Linked DNA regions of Homo sapiens: region 2 is linked to region 1. A link is an interaction called in ENCODE POLR2A ChIA-PET data of the cell type or tissue named here. Cell type or tissue: Panc1. All regions are shown on one strand. Each heading gives the region's core, and the rest is flanking DNA. Links, peaks and the distances in the headings are about the cores only.

The links. Peaks named below come from ENCODE experiments on the same cell type or tissue, not always from the same donor. Only the 100,000 strongest peaks of a DNase experiment are listed, where the experiment ranks them.
Region 2: POLR2A ChIA-PET joins it to region 1 with 16 read pairs; 2 of 35 experiments call an interaction of 5 or more read pairs at or near these places.

What each region holds. Positions count from the first base shown.
Region 1 is chr20:523,320-526,222 of GRCh38, forward strand. All of the region lies in intron 2 of CSNK2A1 (casein kinase 2 alpha 1), which reads right to left. Among named protein-coding and RNA genes, the nearest start is that of CSNK2A1, 19 kb to the right of the region's middle. In Panc1, for the core only: no CTCF peak of the experiment used is centred there; no DNase peak of the experiment used is centred there.
Region 2 is chr20:673,369-676,271 of GRCh38, forward strand. SCRT2 (scratch family transcriptional repressor 2) reads right to left here and starts at 2,434. Exons shown (of 2, transcript NM_033129.4): 1 at 2,101-2,434. The coding sequence starts at 2,233. RefSeq lists an enhancer at 1-175 and a silencer at 2,304-2,383. In Panc1, for the core only: no CTCF peak of the experiment used is centred there; no DNase peak of the experiment used is centred there; H3K4me3 peaks cover 197 bases; H3K27me3 peaks cover 940 bases.

The sequences.
Region 1 (2,903 bases), core at 278-2,777:
AAAACTTAGGTCCACAAAAGCCTATAATGTTATGTTCACAGCAACTGTATTCATAATCACCAAAGAATGAAAACCAAAATGTCCTTCAAGGAGTGAATGGATAAAAATAACTATAGTCTATCCATAAATGGAATACTACTCAGTAATAAAAAGGAACTAACCATTTACACACACAATAACTTTGATGAATCTCAGAGGCAGTATGCTGAATGAAATAAGCCAGTCTCAAAATATTACATAATGTTTGATTTCATTTATATGACATTCACGAAAAGATAAAACTGTAGTGAGGTTGGGCACGGTGGCTCACGCCTGTAATCCCAGCACTTTGGGAGGCCGAAGCGGATGGATCACAAGGTCAGGAGATCGAGACCATCCTGGCTAACACGGTGAAACCCCGTCTCTACTAAAAATATAAAAAATTAGCCGGGAGCGGTGGTGGGCGCCTGTAGTCCCAACTACTCGGGAGGCTGAGCTTGCAGTGAGCTGAGATCACGCCAATGCACTCCAGCCTGGGCGACAGAGCAAGACTCCATCTCAAAAAAAAAAAAAAAAAAAAAAACTGTAGTAACTCAGAACAGAACAGTGGTTGCTAGAGATTAGGGGTGGGAGGCTAGGTATGTTACCAAGGGTAACATGCAGAAGGTGATATAACTATTCTATGTCCCAGTTGTGATGGTAGTTACTTGAATCTATGTATGTATTAAAATTCATAGAACAGTATACACAAAAAGGAGTCAATTTTACTGTGTATTAATTTAAAAAAAAATTTAAAAAAAGGAAAAAAATTCTATCACATGCTGTCTAAAAGAGATACATCTAGGCCGGGTGCAGCTGCTCACGCCTGTAATCCCAGCACTTTGGGAGGCTGAGGTGGGCAGATCACCTGAGGTCAGGAGCTCAAAACCACCCTGGCCAGTACAGTGAAACCCATCTCTACTAAAAATACAAAAATGAGCTGGGTGTGGTGGTGCGTGCCTGTAGTCCCAGCTGCTCTTAGAGGCTGAGGCAGGGGAATCGCTTGAAACTCTCGAGAGGCGAAGGTTGTAGCAAGATAACGCCATTGCATTCCAGCCTGGGAGACAGAGGGAGGCTCCTTCTCAAAAAAAAAAAAAAAAAAATTAATAAACAAATAAATAAAAGAGATACATCTAGGCCAGGTGTGGTGGCTCACTTGAGGTCAGGAGTTTGAGACCAGCCTGGCCAACACAGCGAAACCTCATCTCTACTTAAAAACAACAACAACAACAAAACACAAAAATTAGCTGGGTGTGGTGGCGGGTGCCTATAATCCCAGCTACTCAGGAGGCTGAGGCTGGAGAATCGCTTGAACCTAGGAGGTGGAGGTTGCAGTGGGCACTCCAGCATGGGTGACGGAGACTCCATCTCAAAAAAAAAAAAAAAAAAAAAAGAGATACATCTAAAACATGGGGTATATATTATATACACGATGTATACATGCACTGAAACATCACAATATATCCCATAAATATGTACAATTATGTATCAATTAGAAATTAAGAGCTGGGCACAGCTCAGGGGTCCCTGCACTTTGGGAGACTGAAGAGGAAAGATGGCTTGAGGCTGAGTTCGTGACCAGCCTGGGCAACACAGCAAGACTACCATCTCTACAGAAAAATTTAAAAGTTAGCTAAGTATGGTGCATGCACCTGTGTCCTAGCTACTCAGAAGGCTGAAGTGATCATGTGAACCTAGGAGTTTGAGGCTTCAGTGAGCTATGATCACAGTGTTGCACTCCAACCTGGCTGACAGACACTCTGCCTCAAAATCAATCAATCAATAAATTTTAAATAAAAAAAAACATAGGCTATAGAGAGTTTGTTCATAAAAATACGATATTTCAAAACGTGGGATACAATTAAAGCAGGACTTAGAAATTTATAAACTTAGGCCAGGTGTGGTTGCTCATGCCTGTAATCCCAGCACTTTGGGAGGCTGAGGTGAGTGGATTACTTGAATCTAGGAGTTCGAGACCAGCCTGGGCAACATGGCGAGACCTCGCCTCTATAAAAATAAAAATTTTAAAAATCGGCTGGGCGCAGTGGCTCACGCCTGTAATCCCAGCACTGTGGGAGGCTGAGGCGGGCGGATCACGAGGTCAGAAGATCGAGACCACCCTGGCTAACATGGTGAAACCCCGTCTCTACTAAAAATACAAAAATTAGCTGGGCATGGTGGCGGGCGCCTGTAATCCCAGCTACTCAGGAGGCTGAGGCAAGAGAATGGCGTGAACCCGGGAGGCAGAGCTTGCAGTGAGCCGAGATCGTGCCACTGCACTCCAGCCTGGGCGACAGAGCGAGACTCCATCTCAAAAAAAAAAAAAAAAAGAAAAAAAAAATAATAATAATTAGGCTGTGCACAGTGGCTAATGCCTGTAATCCCAACACTTTGGGAGGCTGAGGCCAAGGTGTGAGGATTGCTTGAGCTCAGGAGTTTGGAGACCAGCCTAGGCAACATAGTGAGACCCTGTCTCTATTTTTTTAACTTAAAACTATTAAAAAAAAAAAAAAAAAAAAAAAGCCAGGTGTGGTGGCATGCACCTGTGGTCCAACTATTCAGGAGTCTGAGATGGGAGGAACACTTGAGCCTAGGAGGTGGAGGCTGCAGTGAGCTGTGATTATGCCACTGCACTCTAGCCTGGGCGACATAGCAAGGCCCTGATTCGAAAATAAAAATTCATAAACTTGAACTTAGAAAAGCAAACTAAAAATTAAGAACTTACACATATCTCAATAAATTTGAAAACAGAAGCCCAGAGAAACTAGAAGGAAAAAAACGGGAAAAGCAGCAATCAAAGAAATATGAAACAAAGAGGATCCACAATACCAATTGAGTCTTTAAAAATGCTCGTGCTGAGCCCGTGGCTCATGCCTGTAATCCCA
Region 2 (2,903 bases), core at 244-2,743, 150 kb after region 1:
TTATGCCATCAAAACTCTTTCACTGCTGGGGAGGCTGAGGACCAGAGAAGGGAAGGCACTTGCCCAAGGTCACACAGCATGTGAGAGATCTAGAGCCCAGGCCTCCAAATTTCAGGCCAGGTTTCTGGCTATCAGCACAGCCTCAGGATTCCTGAGAGGTGAGGGAGTTGGTCTGGAGACCCATGGGGAAGGGGACAAAGACAGAGGTGGTTCTAGGGTGTTAAACCCGGTGGAACCTCTGCAGAAACACCCTGCTGGTGGCTCTGCACCCGCCCTGCTTCCCACTATTCACTCAGGGGCTCCTTTCAAAGCTTTTTTTTGGACTGAATTCAAGGCAAGGCATTCTCTTGCCTCCCTCCTGAGGAACAGCCTGCAGTTTTGGCTGTGCATGGGAAATTCTCTGGGCTTCTCTGGGTTTCCTCAGCTGGCCTGGGGACAGGACCAACGGGGCTTCAGGGGGTGGAATCCCAGAGCTTTGTGTCAGTGTCAGTCCCTTAAGAGATCCATATCCCAAGCTTGCAGATATTTCAGTTTCTACCAGCTTTGAGCGCACACTCTCCAGCTTTGGCATGGCCCCAGGTCCACCCTCTGTCCTGCCAGCCCTCAGCCCTGCTCAGCCATGTCCCTGGGCTTCTGACCTCCACCTCAAGAGGCCCTGTGATCAAGAAAAGAGGACAGTAGAATAAGGGACATGTGGGCAGAGGAGAAGGGGTTTCTGTTAAGGGTCTGGGGGATGCCAGTGGATGAGGGGCTGTAGCTGTATCCCTGATCACTCTGTAACTTCTTTGACCTTGATGAGGTCACAAAGCCCTTTGCCCAGCACTCTCTCTCTCTCTACCTGGTGTGGCAGAGTGATGGAATGTGGGTGAAGTGCTTGGAAATCCCAGAGGTGGAAGCCCCCATCCTCCCAGGCTCCTGTCTTTGCCATCTCAGTTCCCCCCTCATCCTCAGTCCTTTCTTTTCTCCTCTCTCAATCTCCCTCTTTCTCTCTCTCTCTTTCCCCACCCCCATCTCTCTCTCTCTCTCTCTCTCACACACACACACACACACACACACACACACACACACACACAACCCAAAGCTGCCACATGTGATGTCAGATCTCTCACTACCAAAGGGACACCTCCTCTTCAGACACCTGCCCTGGTGGGGGCCATCAGGGGAGAACCCCTTTGTGATCCCCTTGGTGGAGGATGGGATCCACAGAAGCAGTCTCCACTTTCCCCTGCCTTCCAGAGATCACCCCCTTCTGCACCTGAATGACTTCTCTTGTTCCTCAAACCCTTGTCCCTGCAGGAACTTGTTCTGAGAAGAGATGGAGTGTGTGTGTGTGTGTGTGTGTGTGTGTGTGTGTGTGTGTGTGTATGTGTAGTGAGGAGGGGGCTTACGAGGAGCAGCAGGGTTGGTTCTGGAGGGGGTTGAGAAGCTGGGGATGGGGAAGGAGTGCAATCCAGGGGACCAGGAGCCACTTTGGGGGAACCCCTCCCAGAAATCCTCTCTTTCTTGCAGTCCCCAGGACAGGCCCAGCCTTTGGCAGGCATGTGGCTGAGGGTAACAAAAGAGTTATTGAGAGAGGGGGTCTGAGAGCACTTGTGTGACATCGGCAGGGGAGCAGGTTTGAAGGGAGGGAGGGCGCCCCCAGCCACCCCCAGGGAACCAACCCTGTCTCTCCAGGGACTGAACATCCAGGGCTCTTTACCTTCCCCCTTCCCGGGCAGCCAGCTTCTCTTCCTCAACGGGGGAGAGGGAACCCTCAAAGTGCCTTGTGCCTCAGTGCCCAGCGCTGGCCTTTCACGAGCAGCCCCGTCTGTGTTCTCTTGCCACCCCCTCACTCTAGCCCTATTTGAGGGCCACAACTTTCAAAGTCCCGGCTGGCGCGTGGCTGCGGGATGGGCCGACCCCGCGACTTTCCCTTTGTACGACCTAGCCCCTGCCCCGCCCGCACGGCCCTTGGAAAGCCCGGGAGGAGCCCACGGCCAGAGAGATCTCCTCCCGGGGGTTTCCTGTCGCACGCGCCCCTCCTCGTGGCCCAAGCTGGGGAGGGCCCCAGCTCCCCTCGCCTCTTCTCCCAACCCCCCGCCCCCGCCGGGTCCCACTCACCGTTGTCCCCGGGAGGCCCCCGGGCGCCAGGCAGCACGTAGGCTGTCTCCAAGGGGTGGTAGGTGGGGGCCGGCACCCCGCTGCACTGGAAGCCGTCCCCTTTGATCTTCTTTACCAGGAAGGAGCGCGGCATGGCGCGGCCGGCGCGGGGCTCGGTGCGGGGAGGCGGCCGGCCGGGCGCGATCGGCTGTGTCCGCGCGGGTTTTCAGCACTGGACAGCTCCCAGCGGGCTGGAGCGCGGGAGGCCGCTCGGAGCCGGCACCGGTGGCGGCGGCCCCGGCTCGGGCTCGGGCTTGGCGGCGGCGGCGCGCAGACAGGGGATCGCGGGAGCTGCGCTCAGCACTCCGGCTGCCGGCTTTATATGGGACGCAGGCTGGAGATCAGGTGGTCCCCTAGCAATGGAACCGCTCGGCGCTCTAATCCATCAAATGTCCCCCAGGACAATCGCTCCGCACACGTTCCCCTGAACCGGCGGCGGTGGGGGCAGGCCCGGAGCAGGCAGGAGGGGAGAAAGTGAGGGCGAGAAAGGCGCAGAGACAGAGAGGGACGGAGAAAGGGGAGTGAGGGGGGCGGGGAGAAGAAGAGAGACTCGGAGAAAGACAGAGACATACAGGGAAAGAGAGACGCACACGCTGAGAGAGGTAGAAATAGAAGCAGAGAGACCAAGATAAGGACAAAAAGACACAAGAGAGAAACAGAGAGAGAAGAAAGACAGAGATGGAGAGAAGTAGCAACACACACACACCCACGGGAGGAAAAGAGAAATCCAGGCACACAAAAAGGAAACCCCCCCAGGGATGCAA